3 separate regions of the Mus musculus genome follow, and all the other regions are linked to region 1. Evidence: chromatin loops called from intact Hi-C (ENCODE). Cell type or tissue: gastrocnemius. All regions are shown on one strand.

Region 1 (8,000 bases):
ACTCAGTACACACAGCAGTCATTCCCCAAGTACTCACCCCACACTTTGAGGGGTCTAAAGTGGGAAGAACAGACAGATATCTCAACATCCCTAACTTCAGAGAGCCAGGCTCTGGAATGGGACAGGAGGGGTTTGGGCAATATGGCTCTTGGGCACATAAGCACACACATGAAGATATACTGAGAGGCCAAACCTACTCCACCTTGGAACCAGCCTCCATCTTAAAGAGAAAAAAAAAAAGCCTGAGAACTTGACCTGCAGCAGAACCCAAGCTGCACCCACATACCAGGAAGGACCCCAGGGCTTGTCCTTGCCCATACCCCAGAGTTACTCCCTAGCTACTTCCTAGCAACAGTTAATCAAAGATTAGTCTGGTTATTTTGGGTGTACTTTCAGCTTGTTTGTGATTATCTACAGTCTTGCTTCAGGGCACCCACCTGTCGGCTTAATAGCCTTTCTATTAGATGTTTGCCAGACTGGACACCCCCTCCCTCCCTCCCTCCCTCCCTCCCTCCCTCCCTCCCTCCCTCCCTCCCCTGCTCCTATTTTCCTATAAAAACTTGTCCTGCTGAGGGCTCAAGGATTCTGTTGTGACAAGGCTGGGAGGGAGGAGAGTCCAAGTCTAAGCTTGTAATAAAGAGACCCTGATGGCCTTTTGGGGTTCATGACCACTTCCTGGCACAACAATACAATTCTTGTATAGGGTAGATCATGATACAAGTGTCTGAATCTCAGCACTCCCGAGACTGAGACAACAGCACTGCCGGAGGCTTAGACCACCCAGGCCTTCACAGACTGACTCACGTCTCCCTCCCACCTCTCTGCTTCTCTCTCTCTGGTTTTGTGAGAAAAGGTCTCTCTACATAGCTCTGACTGTCCTGGCGTTCACTCTGTTGACCAAGCTGGTATTGAACTCACAGAGATCTACCTGCTTCTGACTCCAGAGTGCTGGGGTCAAAGACCTGCACAACCATACATAGTTTAAAATTAAATCTTTTATTTTAAATCACATTTTAAACCTTTTTTGGGGTTAGAAGAGGGTGTGGGAACTGAAGCTCCTGCATCCTACTGTAAAGGTAATTATAACACATCTGCTGTGGAGGCGCACGCCTTTAATCCCAACACTCTGGAGCCAGAGGCAGGTGGATCTGTGAGTTCAAGTCCAGGTTGGAATACAGACTAAGTCCCAGGCCATCCAGGGCTATTCAGTGAGACTTTGTCTCAAAAGAAAAAAATTAAAACAGACATGGCAGAATGTTTATAAGATTAAAAGTTAGAAATACTCAAATGTCTACTATTTGATGAGATGAATAAGTGCCATATACTTCAGATGAATTTTGCAGATAATGGATGGAACTTGAGAACATCATCCTGAGTGAGGTGACCCAGAGTCAGAAAGACATGCACCGTATGTACTCACTGATAAGTGGACATTAGCCATAAAGTGCAGGATAACTAAGCTATGATCCACAGACCAGAAGAAACTGGGTAATAAGGAGGTCCAAGGGAGGGTTTGAGAATCCCACTCAGAAGGGGAAACTAAATAATCATCAGAGATGTATGGAGAGAGGAAAATGGGTAGGAGAGGGGGTGAGGATCGGAACAGGGATGGCGATCAAGTAGGGAGGGCGAGAGAGGGCTGGGAGAATGGAAACCAGCGGTGGGAGGGGGGGCATCTCTGGTGACTAGCTAGAGCCTTGGGAAGGAAGAGGCTACAGGGAGCCTATGGGGTGACTTTAGCTGAGACTCCTACTAGAGGAGAATTATAGAGACTGATGGGGCCACCTCCTGTACCCAGGCAAGACTTCCAGAGGCAGGGGGACGGGACATCAATCCACTCCAAAAATCTTCAACACAAAATTTGTCTTGTTTATAGAAAGTGCAGGGATAAATATGGAGCAGAGACTGAGGGAACAGTCATCCAATGACTGCCCCAACTTGAGACCCATCCCATGTGAGAGAAACTAATTAACTCTACTAATGATACTCTTGTGCTTGCAGACAGCAGCCTAGCATAACTGTCTCCTGAGAGACTTCACCCAGCAGTGGATGGAGGCAGATGCAGAGAGCCACACTCATCAGGTGGAGCTTGGGGAGTCTTGTGGAAGAGTATGGGATAGAAGTGAGCAAGCCAGAGGGGTCAAGGATACCACAAGAAGACCCAGAGTCAACTGACCTGGGAGCATGGAGGTTCACAGAGCCTGGGTCACCAACCAGGGAGCATGGAAGAGCTGGACCTAAGCACACTCCCCACCCCACGCCTACACGTTTGTAGCAAGTGTGAGCTTGGTGTTTATGTGGGTCCCCCTAAGAAGTGGAGCGGGGGTTGTCTCCATCTCTGTTCCCTGTCATTGGATCACCCCCTACTTCGACTGCCTGATTGTGCTTCCTAGACCTGCTGGGACTAGGTGCCCCAGGGAGGGGTGGTACCCAGAGGGACTCTCCTGCCCAGAGGACAAGGTAAGGGGGAGATGGAGGGAGGGATTTGTAAGGGTAGGACTGGGAAGCGAGGAAGGAGGGTGGCTGAGATTAGGATGTAAAGTGAATTTTTAAAAGTAAACATTAAAAACAGTTGGAAATACTCATATGGCTACCCTTAATAGTCGAGATGTATAAATGCTTCAGATCCTGAAATATCAAACAGCACAAAGACTCAGTTAAGCCGCTATCCCACTTAACACGGGGAAGTCCTACACAGCTGTCCAAATAAACAAAGTAAAAGACAAAGAAAAGCATGATAGCTCACAAATGAACCTCTAAAATGAGCAAAGGCTAAAGAAGAATGCACGCAAGATACACATTCAAAACTTCACACTCACAACCCACACACAGACCCACAACAGAGACACTCGGCTATCGGAAACCTACCTACGAGAAGACAGGACTACCTACTAGGGGCTCAAAAAGTAACTTAAGCACAACTTCACTTTTACCACACAGAATCCACAGGTATCTGCGCCTGCACTGTGCTGCACGTGGTCACAACATCACACAGTCGCACGCCCCTACAGAGACAGAACACTCACCCAGTCAGCAGCTCTCCACATCCACACACAATGCCGCACGTGTCCCCAGCTCGCTCCCTCCCACTCACCAAGGGGTGGTGGCCGCCACGGTGTTAGCAGAAACTGATGCTCATCACCAGTCCAGCCCCTTAGCGCCGCGATCACTGTTCACAAATTAGCCGCACAATTCCGACTCCTCTGCCGCACAAAGCCCAGCCTCGGCGTTCGCCCCGCCTCCTCCCGGGTTCCGCACCAAAGGCCTTCCTTGCAAGCTGCCAAAGCCCTGCAATCCTTCAGTGCACCTCCCCTCTTGCCAGCAAAGCTCTGAAGTCACGCCAGGCGCGTGATCTTCCCGCGAGAAGCCAGGGAGCCCTCTGGGAAATGTAGTCAGTCCGAGGGAACGCGGCAGACAAGATGGCTCCCGATGGGCGGGGCTTCTAACGGTCCCTCAGTGTGGTGGACGAGCGGAGGACACCCCAAATAGAAACGCATCCTCAGGATACATGGAACCCTATATCAGCTTCCACTACTGCATTTAAAATCATTCAAAAAAGTTAGGAATCTGTTGATTTCCCGGACTTTTGGTATTATCTGTAGAGGATAGACTGCATCAGGAAAGGGGCGGAGAACTGGTAGGGGGCGGAGTGTGATTTGCATAGTAAGCATAATCATGCGGCTGAGACTTCTAGTAATATAATTCAGTGCAATACGAAAAAAAATATATTGAAGGGGGAAAGTTATCTCAATTTCTCAGAGAGCTAAGCCTTTGCTTGGCCACCTCTAGCGGCCGAGTTTCCCCCCGCCCCAGAAGTGTGCAGGAACAGATCTCCTCCGCAGATGTGTGACTTGTTCTGGACATGCATTTGGCTTGGTACTCATTAGCAGGTCCTGTAGGTTGAAAGGGTGGATACCAGGACCACACCTTGGATTCCCACATGCTTCTAATGCTAGCCCGCAGGAGGAGCAGGAGGATCAGGGTCATCCCTGGCTACTGAGAGGTAGTTACATTAAAAACTACAGTGGAACACTTGGAGAAAGCATCTTCCTTTGAAGTGATTTCCATAACCAATAAATATACCTAGTCCAGGAGATAACAAGTCAGTCGGTCTGAAAAAGACATTAAAGTTGGGGCTAGAGAGATGACTCAGCGATTAAGAGCACTGGCTTCTCTTCCAGAGGACCTGAGTTCAATACCCAGCCACCACATAGTGGCTCACAATCATCTATAAGAGGATATGATGCCCTCTTCTGGCCTACAGATGTATATGCAGCAGAGCACTCACATTAAATCTTTTAAAACGACATTGAAGTTAAAAGACTACATCTCTGTATAAATCAAGATTTTCTCTTCAGAAAATAGGGACAACACGGCTTACCTCACTTCTCTGTTAATTGCAAAGCTGCCACAGTCCTAACGAAATAGATACTATAAAGACATGAAGATCTTATAAGGATATGAAGTTACCCAGAATAGAATGGAGCTGAGGGAGAGCTGCCGGTAGACTACCCCAATGATAACGGGTATACTAACCAGGCATGTTAGAGGGAAGTGAAGTTTGGGATTGCTGGGTGCGGAGATTTGAATGAGCTGGCTCATAGGCTCATACATTTGAATGCTTAGTCATTAGTTTATGGAACTGCCTGGGATGGGTTAGGGGATATGGCCATGTTAGAGGAGGTGTGTTATTATTGGAGGGTGGGCTTTGAGGTTTCAAAAGCCCATACCAGGCTCAGTGTGTCTCTGTCTCTCTCTCTGTCTGTCTCTCTCTCTGTCTCTGCCTCTCTGTCTCTCTCTGTTTTCTGCAGAGACATTGTAATTCCTAAACCAATGATGACATCAGCCACCTATTAATTTCCCACACTATTATATTATCCTGATACTGTTTTTTCAGTCATCCACGATTTTCCCACTGACCTGGGATACTGCCACAATAAATTACCAATGCTCCGTGAATTCATTCATGTTTCTAGATTCAATATTCTGTTCTGACCTCAAGTTTAGACAATCTTATCAACAAAGAGCTTGGGTTGGCATAATGATGTCTGGAACCCTGCACTGGGCTACGGGGTAAGTGGACCAGAAGAAACTTGAGGCCAGCTTGGGCTACATAGGGAATTTAAGGCCATGTTAGGCTATGTACATTCTACAAATTATCTATATACCAAAGATATTTTTGCCTGTTAATTGCAAACCTTTATATTGCTAATATTATCTCAATACAGTTCATAAGTTTTAGAAGACCATTCTGATTGGAATCACTGGACTCCTAAAATTAGAATACTAATAATGAGCCAGGCAGTGGTGGCACATGCCTTTAATCCCAGCACTTGGGAGGCAGAGGCAGGCAGATTTCTGAGTTTGAGGCCAGCATGGTCTACAGAGTGAGTTCCAGGACAGCCAGGGCTACAGAGAAACCCTGTCTGGAAAAAAAAAAAAAGTAAAAAAAAAGTAAGACACAACTATAATTCCTAAACGTATAAGGGGCATCAGGAGTTCAAGGCTATGCAGGGCTTTGAGGCCAGGCTTGGCTATTTGAGCTCGTCTCAAAGAAATAAATACAAAACAAAATTGTAAAAGACTGCCAGAGAGGTAGCTGAGTTGGTAAAGTGTTTGCTGTGAGGTGGGACTTTCTGGTTTCTCTGACGACTCAATTGTGCCAGGTGATGTTTTTCCGGAAGCTCCCTTATGAGAGGGCACGTGATGTTTTGCTGAAACCAGACTCTTCAGAAGGCACATAATGTTTAGAAAGAACATAAATGGAACCCCACAAACAGTGAGAGGATGCTCTTGCATTCCTATTCCGTACAAAGCTTCGCTGGTCTTCACTTTGTCGAGAGAAATGCACCAAAGAACTTCTCGTGGTATTCCGGCTGCTCCTGGCTGCTCCCTCTGATTTGGGCCAGTTGCAGTTTCTGCTGGATCTTGCCGCCACTACTGATTCATTTTTGGTGTTTGCTATTGGCCTGGACTGCTGGAATCCTGACAAGGAAGAGTGGGATTGCCCCGAGAAACTACTTCTAAATGGGTCTGTGACTCCCTTTTCCTATTAACCTTTCTCCCTTGCTTCTGGTCGGTGGATTAGAAGGGAAGTTGAAGTGTTTAAGAACCCTAAATAAAGTAGGTTTTGAAAAAAAAAAAAATCTAAGCCCGCAAGTAGGCTGCCTCTCCTGAAGTCAGGGTTTCAGAGAGCTGCTTCTTATTGGCTCTTGGAGTCCCTTTTATGGGGAAGGGTTAGGGTTGATAGAAAATAGGTGTAGAGAGCTGGAGAGATGGCTTAGCAGTTAAGAGCACCGACTGCTCTTCCAGAATTCCTGAATTCAATTCCCAGCAACTCACAACCATCTGTAATGGGATCTGATGTCCTCTTCCGGTATGTCTGAAGAGAGCAACAATGTACTCACATACAATTAAATAAATAAATAAATAAATAAATAAAGCTGTAGCTATAACTGGCTGTTAAAAATCTGGACAGAAGGGGGGGCTGGGCTCAAGGCTGTGTGTGGGGTGGGTGTGGGAATGTATCATGTAAAAGGGTACCTGGGAAGGTATCTGGTAAGACATATTGGTAAGCCATAAGGACAGTCATATATTCCAGGATCAAGAATTTAGCTCACAGTTCACGGTGGCACCTTTTTGGTTTCACACTGGGCTGTTTGATAAGGAGAGAGGCAGAAGCCTAGAGGTCAGGAGAGCAGAAAACCAAGCATGGTGGACAAGAGGTCAAACGGGCTAGATTATATAGGGAAGAGAAGCTGGGGAAGGGACAGCCCAACTCTGGTGGGAGATTTCAGGGTAGGAGGCAGGGTAGCCCAGGACAAGCACAGGTAGCCAGGCCCCACCTCTATACTAATCTAATGGCCTGGCCCAGTCCCTTGATGTGCAAGAGTATTCAGGGCCAGCCTTCTAGACTGTTCTACCACTGAGAAGGCTGTTTCCAGCCCCTTGAGATACAGACAAGATCCACTCTATAGAGGAAAAAAGGGCGGGGGCGGGGGGAAGAATCCCAGGCCGCCCTGGAAGCCCCGCCTCCTTTCCCCCCAAACCCTATATAATGCCTGCCTCCTGTTCTGTTCTTTGTTGATTCTCTCCCAAGCAAAGGCACCCAACTTCTTGAGGCTTTCCTAATACATCTCTCCCGAGGTTTGCTGTAGGGTGTGACTTTGTGGTATTCCTTGGCTCCCAACTGTAGGATAGCTTTCCCTTTAGAGCTGTAACACCTTCACCAGGCCATCAGCTGCTTTGATATGTTAACAGGCATCTCAGCCATTTGCCCCAGTTTTGGGACCTAACACTCAGGTAACGCATTAACAAACCTCCCACAGGACCCCACAACTCACCTGCATACTGCTTTCCACATTGTTACACACTGTCACAACCCTAGGACATACGGCTACAAAAATTACAATTTCACAATAGTTCATTTTCCTGATTGTTTAGTCTGAACCCAATTATCAGTCTCAATTCCAGCCTGGCTTCAGTTTGTGATACTGTAGCAATCGCTTCCTTAACACCAGAGTCTGATACAACTCTCTGCAGAGCTGCCAACTATCAGCCTGAGATGCCTTCTGGGAAATGTAGTTCAGCAGTGCGCCACGGTGGCCAAGATGGCGTCCTCTCCCGTAAAACCCAGAGGATTGCGCCTTACTGGGAATCTCGCCCTGGAGGCAAGGAAAAGCCTATTCTGTGAGTTTAAGCTGCACTCATTACACACCTTGGCACACCATTGTCCTTTGCGGTAACACAGTGTAAAAGTGGTAGTATCTGAGTTCCAACCTTTTACTACTTATCCACTGGGAAAAGTTCTCGGGAGAGTGGAGGGGAAATTAACTAGAACCCCTGAGACTTCTGGGAAATGTAGTTCACAGTTAAAAAGAGAGCGAAAGAGAGAGACTAGAATGGAAAAAGATCCTCTAGTTCAGAGCCCTGGTGGGCAGAGACCTCTGGGAGTGCTAGCTCACTGAAGGAGTGCGCAGGCGCAGGCTTCGTGGCTCGCC
Region 2 (8,000 bases), 140 kb before region 1:
CACTTGGGAGGCAGAGGCAGGCAGATCTCTGAGTTCATGTCCAGCCTGGTCTACAAAGCAAGTTCCCGGACAGCAAGAGCTACACAGGGAAAACCTGTCTCAAATAACAAACAAAGCAACCAAAAAAAAAAGAATTGAATTCTTAACTTACATTTGCAGTCTATGAATAAACACTGTGCCATCTTGTTACAGTCACATGGTGGCTCTGCTCTTGCAGCCACCTACCGCCACAGCTCTGTTTTATGCTGTATTGAGTGTACTGCCTGTTACTACTGCTGGTCCTGATCTCCAACATATTTCCCCTGGACTATTCTAAGATCTTCCTGGGGCTGGAGAGATGGCTCAGCGATTAAAACACTGACTGCTCTTTCCAAGGTCCTGAGTTCAAATCCCAGCAACCACATGGTGGCTCACAACCACCCATAAAGAGATCAGATGCCCTCTTCTGGTGTGTCTGAAGACAGCTACAGTGTACTTATATAATAAATAAATCTTACAAAAACAAAAAAACAAAAAAAAACTTCCTAATTGGTCTTTCTGCCCCCTCCCTCACCCCACCCCTGACCCTTCTTCACTCCTTTTCCAGCTGTCACCAGAGCAGCAAAAGCTGCCATTGAGCAGATAGATTATTATCCACATGCTCAAAATACCTCCCATCTCACTCAAGGTACTGCGGTCTACGAAGCCCAACTTCCTCTGCTCTCCCCCCACCCAGCCACCCCTGGCCTTCCCCCTCCTTGGCTGTTTCAGCCACTGCCAGTGTGTTCATCAGAGCAAGCATGAAAACATCAAAACCTTGACAACTGCATGTTCCCTGTATGGAATAACCCTTTCTCCGTTGTACTTGAACCTCGCTGTGTTCCTCCTGTCATCTACCGCTCCTTTTCTGTCCTCCCTGGCCCTCCATCTAGACTCTACTTCCCATCTCTAATTCTAAATAGCCTCCTATTTTGACTTTTTTTTTTCTAAGTATTTTTCAGCATCTGATATGGTTCATATTTACTTACTTTGTTTATTATCTGGTCCTCGGCAATGTAAGCATCATGAGAGGGGGGGGGGTCACTGCTTCTTTTGTTCGCTGCTATATCCCACACACCAACAATTGACTGATATATGTCCAACATTCAATAAATATTGAGTTTATAAAAGGCTCCTCAGCGCAGGAAGAACTCTGAAAATGAGAGCTGAAAACAGAGCACCACCTTAGGAAACAAATCACAAAAGAGATCTTTACTTAAATGATTGATCTTGCTAACGAGTACTGCTGTTGTGCCATGAAACCTTCATGAACCCCAAAAAGACCACCAAGGAGCCCCATCCAATGCAGTCACATTAGGGTCTCATGGGCTCCCTGCCAACCCTGACACAGCAGAAACACGGTGCCCTGAGTTCAGTTTCAGGCAAGCATTTATAGAGGCAAGAAGAAGGTATCTAGCCTGGTGCACACCTGATTGGGGATTCATTATGGCCTTTAATATAAATTTAAGCCAAACCATAAACTTAACTCCTGCTTTCCTCCTTATGTTGGTTGTTAGGAAGGGAAGTGTCAGGGTCAGGCTTGTAACCTGGAGGTGCAGATCTGGTGCCAGAAGCAGGTTTTGTTGGGGGGTAACCTGGAAACTGGTAGGCACAGGTCTTGTTGGGGTGTAGCCTGGAAACTGATGCTAGCTATTGGCCTGTTAGCTAACTTTAAGTTCCACCTTAGGTCAGGTTCTCTAAGAGGAGACGGAGTCTGAACCCAAAAGGTTTGGTCTCTCATTGCAACCTAAATTTTATTTTATAACTATGAAGGTAAAGATTCTGTTACTTACAGTATTCATTGCTATCCAGGGTATATCTCTATTCCAATATTACTGAAATACTGATGCATTGATTATTTCAGTAATATTGTAGGATGTTAGAACTTTACATTGGGTATAATTATTTAGATTTTGGAAGATTTTAATAAGGATATGCTTGTTAACATATCAACTCCACTTCTAAAAGCCACCCGAAGAGAGGGAGGAAACAAGAGGAGGTATGAGGGAGGAAATGGGGTACATTACAGCATTGCCAAACAGTTCTGCATGAACTTGGTTTATAACTTCAAGAGGTTGAAAACAGAAATTAATCAGGATATATATATGTGTGTGTGTGTGTTGTGTGTGTGTGTTTAAATGGTATACACTTGAAATGTGTAATTGTTGATGTCAATATGTTAACAACATCAATGGTTAAATAAGAGCCGTAAGTTACAGAACTGTATATATGATGTTACTGCTCTTTTTTTTTCTTTTTTTTAGATTTGTTTATTTTATGTGAGTACACTGTAGCCATCTTCAGACACACCAGAAGAGGGCATCAGATCCTATTAGAGATGGTTATGAGCCACCATGTGGTTGCTGGGAATTGAACTCAGGACCTCTGGAAGAGCAGCCGGTGCTCTTAACCACTGAGCCATTTCTCCAGCCCGTTACTGCTCTTTTAAGAGGCCATGCTCTTTATATGAGCACATAAATGTACGCGTTCATGCTCACGAGTGTAAAGAAGTCAATTTGTCAGGAGCTGCATGACTGACTAGGAGAAATAAATAATTTTTAGTCTTTGGGCTTTTCTGTATCTTGCTATTTGGGAAATGGAGTTGGGCTGCAAGGCAAATGAATTTCGCCTGTCATGTACACAAGACAGTTTGTCAATACAGGAAAATAGTCAAGTCCTGGAGATACTGATGCTTCATATAAAAATATTTTCAATTATTATAAACGGCTAAAGGTAGCACTCGTTCAAACGCGGTCTTCACACATCTCCACACAATCCTACCCGCCTAACTTCCACCCACAGAGTTTTTCATTAATGCATTCATTCATTATCTCAGCCATCACATGTGCACCCACGTTCGTAAAGGCACATAAAGGATAACGAGCAAATTATAGTCACATCACGGCTGCTGCAAACCGCAGGCATCCCGTCCTCTACCCACACCCGCGACCGCTCTACAGGGCCCTGGCTTCCACCCAGCACAAAGAGTCCTGGCCTCCAGCTCACGGCTTCCGGGACTCAACGCTGAGCCGGGCCACGGGTCTCGATCCCCCAACCCGACGCCGCCCAAGGCTCACAGCCTCCGGGCTACGGCCTGGTGCTGCTAGGCTGGGAAAGAAGACCCACAAACCTGGGTCCGCTAGGCGCAGGGTAGCACTTCCCAGAGGGCCGCGCGGCTCGCCGGGCGGGTCTGGCCTTCGGCGTGCGAGTCAGGAGAGTGGCCAAGGCTCGGGTAAGGGCGCGGCGCTGCGGCAGGGGGACCGGCTTGAGCCTGGGCGGGTTTTGTAGCAGCGGCTACCCCGCGGCCTGGCATTCACAGCCTGGGGGTGCAACTTGCAACTGAGAAGAATCCGAAAGGATCCCTTGCGTTCTTGCTTTGAACTACATTTCCCAGAGCCCTTCGCGGCCCGAGACCTGTGCTCACCCAAATGAAAAACTGGCCCTCGGCTATGAGACTTTCAGGGTTAGGGAGTCTGAGCCAGGAAGAGAGCACGGCTGAGTTTGTTTAGTTCCCTTGGATCAGGGCTCTCTCCCGAGATTGTCTACCTCTTTATGATGGGGATGGTCCTCCGGAGTCACAAACTCTTGGTAGCAGGCAGAAGGAGGAGTTACGTGAATACGTGTGTGTGAGAACTAGACTATGGGGTCAGGGTGTGGAGTTTATAGAGTTAAGAGACCTTGAAGTTCAGTGACATTTAAAACTGTGTGAATTTGCAACCACTTTTGTAATCATGGCTGGGTGTTCTCTTGCAGCGTTTCATTGCTATCTTCCAATTTTGTCAGAAACATGCTTTTGTCTATACTTCGTAGACTCCTTGTTCTGACCGACAGTGTTACTGGACTGTTAACGTAGGATTGTAAACACCATTGCTGAGCAATGTCTACATACTAACTAGATCCTAAGGAAACGGAGCCATTTACTAGTCAACTAGACCCTTGTACCAGTTAGCCGTTCTCTCTCCATCAAAACAAAACAATCACCACTGGGGAGGGGGACGTTATTAGATATACGTTTTTACAAATACTTTCCACCCTTGCTGTAGGAGTAATTTGTCCTTTTATTGTCCTGATAATACTCTTTAGTGAACAAGGGTTTTTTGTTGTTGTTGTTGTTTGTTTGTTTGTTTTAAAGGTTTATTTATTTCTACTTGACGTGTTTTGAGTATTTTGTCTGCAGTTCATGCATGCAATACACAGAGAGACCAGAAGGGGGCATCCGATTCCCCGAAACTGGAGTGGCCTGTGCTTGTGAACCACTCCCTGAGAGTTCTGGGAATGAAACATGGGTCCTCTTCAAGAGCAACAAGTACTCTTGATGCCTAATCTGTCTCTCAGCCCCTGCTTTAGATAGATAGTATAGTGTACATAGTTCCTTTATCATAGTATTTAAGCAACATTATTTTATTTCACACAGAATATAGAACTCTAAGCAATAGTTTGTTTCTCTTTTCCTTTCATAATATTGTTGCTGTCAAATAAACTTCTTGAATTTGCCATCGCTTGACATGTAGCCCAAACTGGCCTCAAGCTCAGATAAATCGCCCAGCTTCTGTTTGACAGGCCCACCCCCATCCTAACTTTTATTTTCTGTCTATCCCAGCACCACAGATAGCTTCTCCCATACAGTGTTGGTTCCTAATCAGACACCACAGAGAATTCCATACACAAACACATATCCATGATTCTAACCCTTCAACGTTTGTCCGACTCAATCTGACACTCTCCACAAATCTACCACAGCACATTTAAACATCACAAATATCATATATACTGTGAACACAATCAAGCACACATGACTCCAGAAATGTTTGCCTAACCCAGCAAATCATGTTTTCCACTGTTACACTCCAAGAATTGTGTACATACATACACACTCAGAGAGTTAGGTATTATTCTCAAAATCTTGAAATTTTTCCTGAAGAAAAATACTATGTGTTTGAATGAAGTACAGAGTCAGATGAAGACAATACGGAGGGCATGGCTGAGTGGCAGAGTGCTTGCCTGGCATGCTTGACAACCTGGGTTCCATCCCACAAAAAGATCTGTGAAGGGACTAGAGAAAAGGCTTAGCAAGGAGCTGGAGGGATGGCTCAGTGGTTAAGAGGAGCACCCTCTGCTCTTCCAGAGGTCCTGAGTTCAATTCCCAGCAACCACATGGTGTCTCACAACCATCTGTAATGGAATCCGATGCTCTCTTCTGGTGTGTCTGAAAACAGTGACAGTGTACTCATATACATAAAATAAATAAATCTTGGAAAGAAAGGAAGGAAGAAAGAAAAAGAAAGAGAAAAGAAAAGGCTCAGCAATTAAGAGCACTCTGGGAACTGATGCCCCAAAGATATAGGCAAAAATACTCATACACATAAAAAGTAAAAATAATTAAAATATTTTCAGTTTACTTTATGTGCATGGGTGTTCTGCTTGCATTTGTGTCTGTATACACGTGGTTTGGCGGTGAGAAGAGACATTAGGACTGAGGCTTGTCCGTCCCACTGAACTCCAAGGTGCTATAGTCCCTTCTATCCAGACTACATTTCCCAATGTCCTCTGGGAGCCCAGGCAACAGAGGAGCTTCCCCCCCCCCCCCCCCCCCCGTCCCCCTCCTACTCAGAGGCTAGATTCTCCAACTTGTGGCAGCTGGAGTGGAGAACATTCCAGAGCCTTCAGGGAAGAAGCGAGACAGGGAAGTGGCTGGGGAGTGTCCACCTGGAATCTGGTCGCCAGGCCTTCTGTGCGTCCCTGGAAGTAGGAAATGGTTGTTACAGTTCTGCGAGCCTGTCACCCAATGTGCGACTGAATCTATGCCTGGTACCTTCCCTTTCCCCCTTGTGCATCATCGGGGAGCCTCCTTGTGACTAGAATGTAAGTCCGTTGTTAGTGATGGCAGCCTGTGGCACCAGAGCGTCTGAGACGTGTAGGAGAGAGTGAACATCTGACATCATGTACATCCATGTGTGTGACAGTGGCTGGCAATGTCGTCTTTGAGACTTTGAGTATGTGAGTTTCCTGAAACTGTCACCCAGTGTCTTTTCTGTAAGCTCTGTAAAGTTGCTGCCCAAGGAATAAATTGAAAATGACTTGAGCATGGATTATATCGTATGCAAACCAATTCCTATGTCTCTACCAACTCTGTTTACTGAAGGGAAGGTTGCAACAGGAGGAAGGAACATCAGATGGTAGGTAATGTGGATGCTGAGAGGAATGCCAAGTTTGCCGTGTTCTTTTCCCATCTCAGCTAGCCCAGATCGCCATTTCTTAGGAGGAGCTGAGAGGAAGAGTGGCTGTCGGACTTCTTAAAGCCGTGCACCAGGTGAGCTGGTATATTCTCTCTCCTTTAATTCCCTTCCCACCTTTCAAAGTGAGCTGACATTAACTTCCCTGCTGCTGAAATGATTTGGCCTATCCAGCATGGGAGTCCCATCCCTGGCTGTCTCGCTTGATTTTATATTAATTTCTTTCGCTCTGTGTGAAAGTCATTCTGTCAGCTCACTACCTTAAATTGTAAATTTTTGTCTTTTTTTTTTTAAAAAAGATTTATATATTTATTTTATGTAAGTACATTGTAGCTGTTTTCAGACACTCCAGAAGAGGGCATCCGATCTCATTAAAGATGATTGTGAGCCACCATGTGGTTGCTGGGATTTGAACTCAGGACCTCCGGAAGAGCAGTCAGTGCTCTTAACCACTGAGCCATCTCTCCAGCCCAATTTTTGTCTTTTTTCAAAAGATTTTTTTTCATTTATTTATTTACTATATGTAAGTACACTGTAGCTGTCTTCAGACACCCCAGAAGAGGGCATCAGATCTCATTACAGAGGGTTGTGAATCACCATGTGGTTGCTGGGATTTGAACTCAGGACCTTTGGAAGAGCAGTAGGTGCTCTTACTCACTAAGCCATCTCATCAGCCCCTCAAAAGATTTTTTTTTAAGCATATGTGTGCTTATCTGTGTGAGTGTGTGCCACCTGTGTGCTGCTGCCCACACAGGCCAGAAGAGGGAGTCAGGTCCTCTGTTGCTGGAGTTACAGGCACTTGTGAGCCACCTGACCTGAATGCTGGAAACTGAATTTGGATTCTCTGCAAGAGCATAGCAACCCTCTTAAGTATGATCCACCTCCCCAGCCCTATATGCATTTGTGATGGGTGGTCTTACACATACTATGCCCTCATCTTGGCATGCTATTCCCCCTTATTTAAGATAAAGGTCAGCTTAATTCTAGATACTTTGCAAAAATCATCATGCATGAACAAATTTTAAGAACATGGGGAACCACAGATTTAGTTCGGGGGGGGGGGGCTTCCTCTTTTACCTACATTGGCTGCTTTAGTAATCTCATCTTGTCTCATGACTTAAAATACGCTTTGTGCATCTAAATCCTTTTTACCTCCATTGGAATCAGGGTCTTCCTGTGTAGCACTTGTTTCTGCCTCATGACTGATGGCACTAAAGGTGTACACCACTCCACCCAGCTAGCTCTCATCCCTGAACTTGACTTTCATATCTAACTGCCGACTGAGTTGTTCCTGTGGTTGCAGAGTAGTTATCTCAAATGCAAACGTCTTCCAGCTGAATGAAATTCGGGAATGGGAGGTGATGTGATCTGTGCTCACTTGAGTAGGGTCTCTCTCTCTCTCTCTCTCTCTCTCTCTCTCTCTCTCTCTCTCTCTCGCAATTGAGAATAAACTGAATGGGTTGAGGCTGAAACGGGGCAGCAAACCAGGGAACTAAGGAGCTCTTACAGACATGCTTATCTCCATTGCACGTGCTACAGTTCCATGAGGAGCTGGGTCCATTCTACCTGCAAACAGAGCTAGAACGGGACTACGTTCCACTGACCACACAGCTTCCTTCCCATTTTGAACTGTCATCTCCCATGTGCAGTGTGGCTATAGTCTCTTAACTTGGCTCTCTGCTTCTATTCTCCCGGCTTTCAATCTGTTTCATCCCCGCTCTGACAGCTTTAGGCTTCTTAAACTTGAAA
Region 3 (8,000 bases), 190 kb before region 1:
ACAGTGCACAAGAGATTCTCTCTACACCCACTAATACAAATATAATATACAAGTGTACATTGTACTTTATAATTTACATAATTGTGATGGTTGTGCTCAATTTATATCTAAGAGAAAAGAGCCTTTAAATTGGACAAAAAGGGGGACATGTTGTGGGTTGCCCTGGTGCTGTTTATATTCTGATGTTAATTCTGCTTCTCTCATGAACTTTCTCCCCATTCTAACTGGTCAAATAAAGGCAGTAGAAGGGAAAGGTGGGACTGGAGGTTTTAGAGAGTGGGGGCACATGGGGACAGGGAAGGAGAAGGGAGAGAGAGGGGATGGAGGAAGAAGAGGTAGAGCCAACAAGGAACAGAACCACATGGCCAGGAAAAACTGCAAGTAGCAAAGGGTCTCATAGCTGGGAAATAAGTGAGGATAGTGATAAATCTGCCCAATCTAGGCATATAGTTATAAATATAATAACTGGGTTGTGTGGTTTTATACAGGCTTACTGGGATTGGAAATCGCTGCAACAAATTGGCACACCAACATATGGCTCAGAACTCAACTAACCTGAAATAAAAGTCTACCCCCATCCCATCCTCACCCCCACCCTCATCCCCAATAAATGGCTGTGGCTGTGATCCAGGACTGCAACAATGTGTGGACTGAAAGCTGAGTGAGGGGGGAGCTGGTGAGATGGCTCAATGGGTAAGAGAGCCAACTGCTCTTCCGAAGGTCCTGAGTTCAAATCCCAGCAACCACATGGTGTGGCTCACATCCATCCGTAATGACACCCTCTTCTGGTGCATCCATATCTGACACCCTCTTCTGGTGTATCTGAAGACAGCTACAGTGTACTTAGATATAATAATAATAATAAATAAATCTTAAAAAAAAGAATAGATTGATACTTAAAGATGAGAAACACAATAAATACCTTTTGAGTTTTCTGGGATAATATTTTGTATGGTTGAATGAGGTAGATTTAATTGACACTTATCAATTACAGTTTTTACAATATCTTGGTTTACTATATTTTCTCAAAAGACGGGACCCTAGATTTAAAAATTACATGCCTTAGAAAAGGGATTAGAGCAAATGATGGAACTAAAGGTTCAGGGATTTATAGGTCATGATAAGCCACAGAGAGAGGAAAATGAAGGTTAGAGACAGGAGCTGGAAAAGATGCTAGAACAAAAGATGCAGAAATTCATAGATTGAACTGAACAGCAAAGAGCTAGGGATAAAATTTGGACACAGAGTCTAGAGGATAATTTACTAAAGTTAGTAAGTCAAAATAAGATAGACACAACAATATCAGAATTACAACATAAAGAGAAATTTAAAAGCTAGACGCAGGGCCTGGAACAGAAGATACAGGGATGTATAGAGGAGCAGTTTGAACAGCAGAAAGAGAAATCTAAGAGTCGGCAGTGTAGTGGACTAGAGGAAACGTTAGAATTAAAGGAATTTCTAGAGGAAAATGAAGGCTGGAGACAGGAGTTGGAAAAGACGCGAGAGTAAAGGATACAGCAGCTCACAGAGGAGACTGAGCGGCAGAGAGAAAATAATGAGGACTGGAGGCAAAGCTTGGAGGTGAACCTGTTAAAATTAATCAGGATAGAGAGCAGGATATCAGAATTACAACATATTCAGTCTTGGGGCTGGAGAGATGGCTCAGTGGTTAAGAGCACTGACTGCTCTTCCCAAGGTCCTGAGTTCAAATCCCAGCAACCACATGGTGGCTCACAGCCATCTGTAATGAGATCTGACGCCCTCTTCTGAGTGTCTGAAGTATGCTTACATATAATAAATAAATAAATCTTAAAAAAAAAAAAAGAAGAAGAACCCCTCAAGACTGGAAGGATATGGCTCAACAAAACAGAGCCAAGGGTAGAGAGATTTCTACAGATCAGCTGCTTGGTGAAGGTCATTTTGCTGAGATAGACGTGCAGGCTATATATGATGGAGAAACCTTGGCACTGTGTTGCTTGTCAGCCTTTAGCTGTGTGTGCTATGATGGTATATGGAGACAGAAGACAACTTCATGGGGTTTGTTCTCTTTCCACTTTTATGTGGTTGCAGGAATTGAATTTGTGTCTCCAAGCTTATGGGGTAAGCATACCTAGCGACCTATCTCACTGTGTAAAATGTTTAAAACCAAAACTTGAAATTAAATGTTGATAGTGTTAACAGCAGCGCAACAGAGCGGGAGGAGACAAAGTTGACAATGTTTCCCAAAAAGGAAAGCAGTAAAAATTGTGGAGGAAAAATGAAAATTGGAGACTAACTGAGAAGCAGAAATGTCAAGAACCGAATCAATAGACTATCTGCGTTCAGTGTGGCGCTCTGAAAAGAAATGGCGCCATTCCTTCAGAAACCCTATCTGGAAGTAATTTCTACCAAAAATTTTATCCACAGACAACAGATAAACACGGTAGGATGCCAAACAACAGTCTCTCATGATGGTCCACCCTCATTGCCTTTGGAGTGGATGACATTGCTCAGGTGTTTCTTGATTTTTCGATAAATAGATCAAGATTGGTTCCCTGAGGGGCAGGTTTAGGGGTTCAGTTGTTCGGGTGGCCTATCTGCTTCTCCTCTGAGACTCCTGGGACAAATTAGGGACATCTACTCCTTGGAGGAAGTCTCACCCCCAAGACCCCGCCCCCCTGACCTCACATGAGCTCCCAAGATCCTCTGGGGCCAGTGGTGTAGCTTCCAGGGTTGAAGTCCAGTCAGTTGGCATGATCACGCTGGGTCTAGACCCTGTCCTCTCAGCAACCAGAAGCTTAGCGGTCCTCTATGAGTTCAGTCAGAGCTGTGAGGAAGAAGTGCTGTGGAAGAAGATCTTGTAAGGAGCCGCTCAGAGATACCAAGATACCCAGAAATGTCAAATCCTTAGTCATTAGACATTCACCACTGAAACACATGCCAGTTACCTCACAGAGCAGTCGTTCTCAAACTTGAGCAGGTATGCACTCAAATTATCTAGAGGTATTGTCAAAATATAGTTAAAAATTCTCAGCCTCACTCCCATGACTTCTGCTCCAGCAAGTCTAGAGATCTAAGAATTTATGCTAATTAGTCTCCATTATTATGCTGAAATTGTTGTACCAGGGACTAGCCTCAAGAAACAGTGCTGAGAGAATAGAAAATTTAAGAAAATCTGGGTCCGGGGAGACATGTTAGAGGGTAAAGCGCCTACTACCATATAAGAAACATAGCAATGCTTTTAAAAAGCCAAGGGGTAAGAACCGGACAAAAGAAAGAAAACTTGCAAAATGGAAAGATATTTGTGAAACTAAACTCTTTTACAAACTTATGGTGGACACTCTAATTGCTACAATATTCCTTGAACTACTTAGTCATACCTATTATTAAAAATAACTGGAGGGATGTAGTAAGGGTTGGTGAGACCAAAATACATTGTATACATATAGACTCTTCAAAAAATAAATATATTTTGTAAAAATACACATAAGTGTTGATAACAATATAACTTCAAACATATAAACCAGAAATGGACCAAAGAGAGATGGACAAATTACATTTCCATTGTGAGCAATATCCCTCCACAACTAAGCAGACAAAAAAAAAAAAAAAAAAAATCTCTAAGGGGGCTGGAGATATGGCTCAGCAGTTAAGAGCACTGACTGTTCTTCCAGAGGTTCTGAGTTCAATTCCCAGCAACCACATGGTGGCTCACAGCCATCTGTAATGGGATCTGATACCCTCTTCTGGTGTGTCTGAAGACAGCTACAGTGTACTCATATACATAAAATAAATAAATTTAAAAACCAAATCTGTAATGTCTGCTGGTGTGGTGATACAGGCCTTTAATCCCAGAAATCTGGAGGTATAGGAGGGTGGATCTCTGTGAGTTTGAGACCAACCTGGTCTACAGAGTGAGTTCCAGGACAGCCAGGGCTCCAAAAAACAAAACAAAACAAAGGCAAAACTGTAAGGTCATATGATGGTCACACAATATATATGTGTATTTGTGTATGTATATGTGTGTGTGTATATATATATATATATATATATATATATATATATCCATACATACATATATGTGTGTGTGTGTGTGTGTGTGTGGTTTTTTTGTTTGTTTGTTTGTTTGTTTTTTTTTTTGCTTTTCGAGGCAGGGTTTCTCTATGTAGCCCTGGCTGCCTGGAACTCACTCTGTAGACCAGGTTGGCCTCGAACTCAGAAATCTGCCTGCCTCTGCCTCCCAAGTGCTGGGATTAAATATATTAATATATATCACAACATATTGCGATATATGTATATACATAAGCATACACACACAACACAATTGAGGAACGATTATTTTTATGCAATGTGGCATTTATGAAAAGTGATTATGGTATCGACCATAAAACATTTTTCAGCTAGACCACTACCCAGAGATATTATCTGAAACAGAAAATGCATTTCCAAATGACTCCTGGATCACAGAAAACGAATTAAAAAAGAAAGCCATTTATATTTAAAAGACAATAAAAAATCTACATATAAATACATAAGAATGTAAAGTATTACATTAACCAAGGCTAAAAATTAATAAGCTAAACTTTGGGGTTAGAAAGCAAACTTATCAAAAACCCCACGAGACCCTCAGCCACTCATCACATTCCCTAACATCACTCACTTGTCATCACAATCACACATCACCCGGCCGACCTCCCTCCTCCAAAACTCAGAGTTCCGTTATTGATCGGAGAAATCCTTGCCACTGACAACCATCAACACAGCAGACAGCACCCGGTCACTAACTCCCAACATAGGCACACACTACTGACTCCACAGAATTCTAGTTGAAACCAACCGGAATCATCTCGGATGACTTCTTGCCCTTAAGACTCAATGGAAGCAGCACGGGGGAGGGGGAGGGGGAGGGAACCACCTTCAAGCACCAAGGTCACTTCCGGTCTTAAAAAAAAAAAGGCCCTGGGCTATTAGTACTGCGCATGCTCAGCATTACCTCCGATGCCAGAGGACTCCAATAACCCACAGCGTGCTTACATAGCTTCAAGATCCTTTGTACACAATTCCTTAGGAGGATCGATTAACATAGTCGTGCCCAGAGATGCCGCGTAGGCCGCCATCTTTCAAATTTACGCATTCCGTACAGCAGAGGAATAGCTATCCAGCCAGATTACACGGAATGAGATAAAGAACGTAGACCCAAGCACTGTGGCCCACGTCCGAGCATCATCCGATAAGAGGAGGTTCTTCTGGACACGGGGTCATGAGTTCTGTAACACTGAGAAACCTAGTTGCCACTCTGAATAACCTGCTCTCTGTGGAAGAAACCATGCGGTGCAGGGGATTCAGAGGAGAAAAAAAAAAAATTGAGAGGGCTTGTGGGAGAAACCATGTGGAAATGAGGGGACAAATCAAAGTGGTACAATCCACTTTGTAAAAAAAAAAAAAAAAACCATTCATGAAAAAGGTAGAAAAAAACCAGCAACTCCAAGAGCATCAGACCAGTATCAGAAGCAACTGGAAGAGTGTCAAAATCTTTAACAAGACAAACCACATTGGGAGATAAAGTAGAATCTGGGATAAATCCCTTGGAAGATACCGCCGTGAAGCTCCCTTCACGTCAGGGTGTCGGAAGGACAGAGAAGAATGCATGGGTGAAGCCCATCCGTTTCCGTTATTCTCCACTCTAACCACCTCAAGTAAACTAGTAGGCAGCTGTAAGAAAAAGAATAGTTTAATGCTAGGCGTGATGGCACCAACATGTGATTAAAAGCACGTAAAATTAAAATATAATTAATGGATAGCAATCTCCTTAGTGTGTAAATGAAGCCTTAATTTAATACCATGGCTCACCCTCTAAATATCTAATTAAGCTCAAAAGACTGACATTACAAGCTGAAATAGGGCCGGGCGTGCTGGTGCACGCCTTTAATCCCAACACTCGGGAGGCAGAGACAGGTGGATTTCTGAGTTCGAGGCCAGCCTGGTCTACAAAGTGAGTTCTAGGACACCCAGGGCTATAAAGAGAAACCCTGTCTCAAAAAACCAAACCAAACAAACAAACAATGCTTGCTTATACTGCTCTGCCTAGGACCGGAGTTCTGTTCCCAGCTCACAAATCTGTCTGTAACCCTAGGTGATGTAACATCCCTTTCTGACCTTTACAGGCAAATACAGGAAAAACAAGCCAGCGATGGTGGCACACTCCTTTAATCCCAGCACTAGGGAGGTAGAGGCAGGCAGAGATTTCTGAGTTCGAGGCCAGCCTGGTCCACAGAGTGAGTTCCAGGACAGCCAAGGGCTACACTCTGTCTCAAAAGACAGAGAGAGAGCGAGAAGAATTGTAAACAAACGCTTCTATTTCCTTTATTAAAATCAACTAATTTAGAGATTACTGTAACAACCACAAACGTGTGACTAGATATACAAACTCATACACATAACTCATAAAATAGAATATTGTGCAGCTAAGAAAGGAAATATTTATATAGAAATGAGTCCCATAAACACCAAAGTAAAACGGTGTACCCAGTGTATGATGAAGCTTGCCTTTGGTCCAAGCATTTGTGAGACAGAGACAGACTGATCTACGTGAGTTTAGTGCAAACCAAGTCTGCATAGTGACTTGCAAGTCCGCCTAGAGTGAGACCCAGACTCAAAATAAATAAAAATTCGAAGAGAATTTTTTTCACTACGTTATAACAGAACCCTATACCTATTCGGGAACAACCACTCGTTTACAATTCTTCCTAAATCTGATAGATTTTAATAACTAATATTCATTCTTTTTTTTTATATGCCACCTAAATGGATCATATAAATCCTATGCTGAGCCTCGCCAACAGAAAAGGGTAAAACGGAGAATCTGTCGTCATCCTGAAAATTCCTACAGTGAGTTACAAGGCCCAGAAATGTCCAGACTCAGGGTGTGGTATCTCAGAAATCATTTCAACAACTTTGTTCCAGGAGACCAGTGCCACGCAGTTCCTTTTTTAGACTACATTTCCCAGAAATACACGCGACTCTACACAACTTCCGGTGCAAACCTACTCCAAAAACATACAGTGATTCTCTGAGATTGGCCCCCTATCATGGAAGGGGCTCAATGCATTGTAAGAGTTTCTGTCCGAGTTTGTATATCTGTCTAGGAATTTCACGCACAAAATTGAAAATGCGGAACGAGCTCCTCGGCCTGCCTCAGGCCGTGCTCTGGCGGGAAATCCGAGAATGGATGCCATCTTCCCCGCCAGTTCCAATCGCGGACTACATTTCCCAGAAGCGTTCGCGAGTGCTAGGCAGCCCCTTCTTTTGCCTGCGGGACCCTCGTCGTCCGGGGACGGGAAAGTGTACGGCGAGCGGCCTATAGGCCCTTGTTAAGGCTCCAAAGCTGCGGCCCTGGGGTCTGAAGGGAAATACCAGTCAGTATCTGAGATGTCAGGTCAGTGGGAGCTGGTCTAGCAGGATGAGCAGCAGTGAGGCTTTGGCTCTGTTTAAGTGTGACCTTAAGTGACTCTAGGACGCAGTGAGTGCGTGGCTGTGATTTTTAGGATTCTTTGGTGGGTGTGTCAATGACCTGTGAACATGCGCAGAGCTGTGTGTGTACGTATGCACGTTTTCTTTATTATATGTGATTAATAACTTTGTGGCAGTGTGTGTGATTGTGTCCCAATGTGTTTGGACCTATTGTGTGTAACGGTATAGCACCTGTGTATGAGGGATATATCAGATAGCCAGTAATTATGCTTCCAAGAGTGTTAATCAGAGGGGGACTGTCTGTATGTTTGTATACTATGTGTATTGGGTACCTGTGACTGTGAGGATGTTTGAGTGTGATTATGTAACTTTATGTGATACCATGAGCATGGTTGGATGTAGCTGATCTTTGTTACTTTGTGGGTTCCTTTATTCACCGACCCTTTATACCCCCCCCCCCCCCCCACACACACACACACAACACCACCCTCCTGCTAGATAGGAGCGAAAGAAAAATAGATGGGGGAGAGAGAGAAAAAGAGAGAGAGATC

Evidence for each region. Hi-C counts contacts between places; a loop is a spot of excess contacts. Peaks named below come from ENCODE experiments on the same cell type or tissue, not always from the same donor. Only the 100,000 strongest peaks of a DNase experiment are listed, where the experiment ranks them.
Region 2: it touches region 1 in a loop (6-fold over the local background); 2 of 42 quality-filtered maps call a loop at or near these places.
Region 3: it touches region 1 in a loop (4-fold over the local background); 3 of 42 quality-filtered maps call a loop at or near these places.

Annotation. Positions count from the first base shown.
Region 1 is chr7:30,087,194-30,095,193 of GRCm38, forward strand. Zfp566 (zinc finger protein 566) reads right to left here and starts at 3,317. Exons shown (of 4, transcript NM_152814.2): 1 at 3,095-3,317. Zfp260 (zinc finger protein 260) reads left to right here and starts at 7,883. Exons shown (of 3, transcript NM_011981.4): 1 at 7,883-8,000. In gastrocnemius, CTCF peaks have their summits at 4,253 (motif pointing left) and 7,936; DNase peaks (open chromatin) are centred at 2,382, 3,330, 7,295, 7,600 and 1 more place; H3K4me3 peaks cover 3,023 bases; H3K27ac peaks cover 3,461 bases.
Region 2 is chr7:29,950,707-29,958,706 of GRCm38, forward strand. It overlaps Zfp74 (zinc finger protein 74), which reads right to left and starts at 3,359. Exons shown (of 6, transcript NM_178384.4): 1 at 3,149-3,359; 2 at 1,008-1,184. C230062I16Rik (a long non-coding RNA gene) reads left to right here and starts at 1,347. Exons shown (of 4, transcript XR_003946630.1): 1 at 1,347-3,250; 2 at 6,254-6,328. In gastrocnemius, CTCF peaks have their summits at 3,341 and 4,221 (motif pointing right); DNase peaks (open chromatin) are centred at 3,048, 3,271 and 4,225; H3K4me3 peaks cover 2,468 bases; H3K27ac peaks cover 2,009 bases.
Region 3 is chr7:29,901,238-29,909,237 of GRCm38, forward strand. Zfp27 (zinc finger protein 27) reads right to left here and starts at 4,867. Exons shown (of 5, transcript NM_001037707.1): 1 at 4,817-4,867; 2 at 2,663-2,822. Zfp383 (zinc finger protein 383) reads left to right here and starts at 7,280. Exons shown (of 5, transcript NM_001243908.1): 1 at 7,280-7,414. The coding sequence starts at 7,408. Mir7668 (microRNA 7668) reads left to right here and starts at 5,272; the gene lies at 5,272-5,330. In gastrocnemius, no CTCF peak of the experiment used is centred here; DNase peaks (open chromatin) are centred at 4,995, 5,190, 5,601 and 7,259; H3K4me3 peaks cover 3,155 bases; H3K27ac peaks cover 3,757 bases.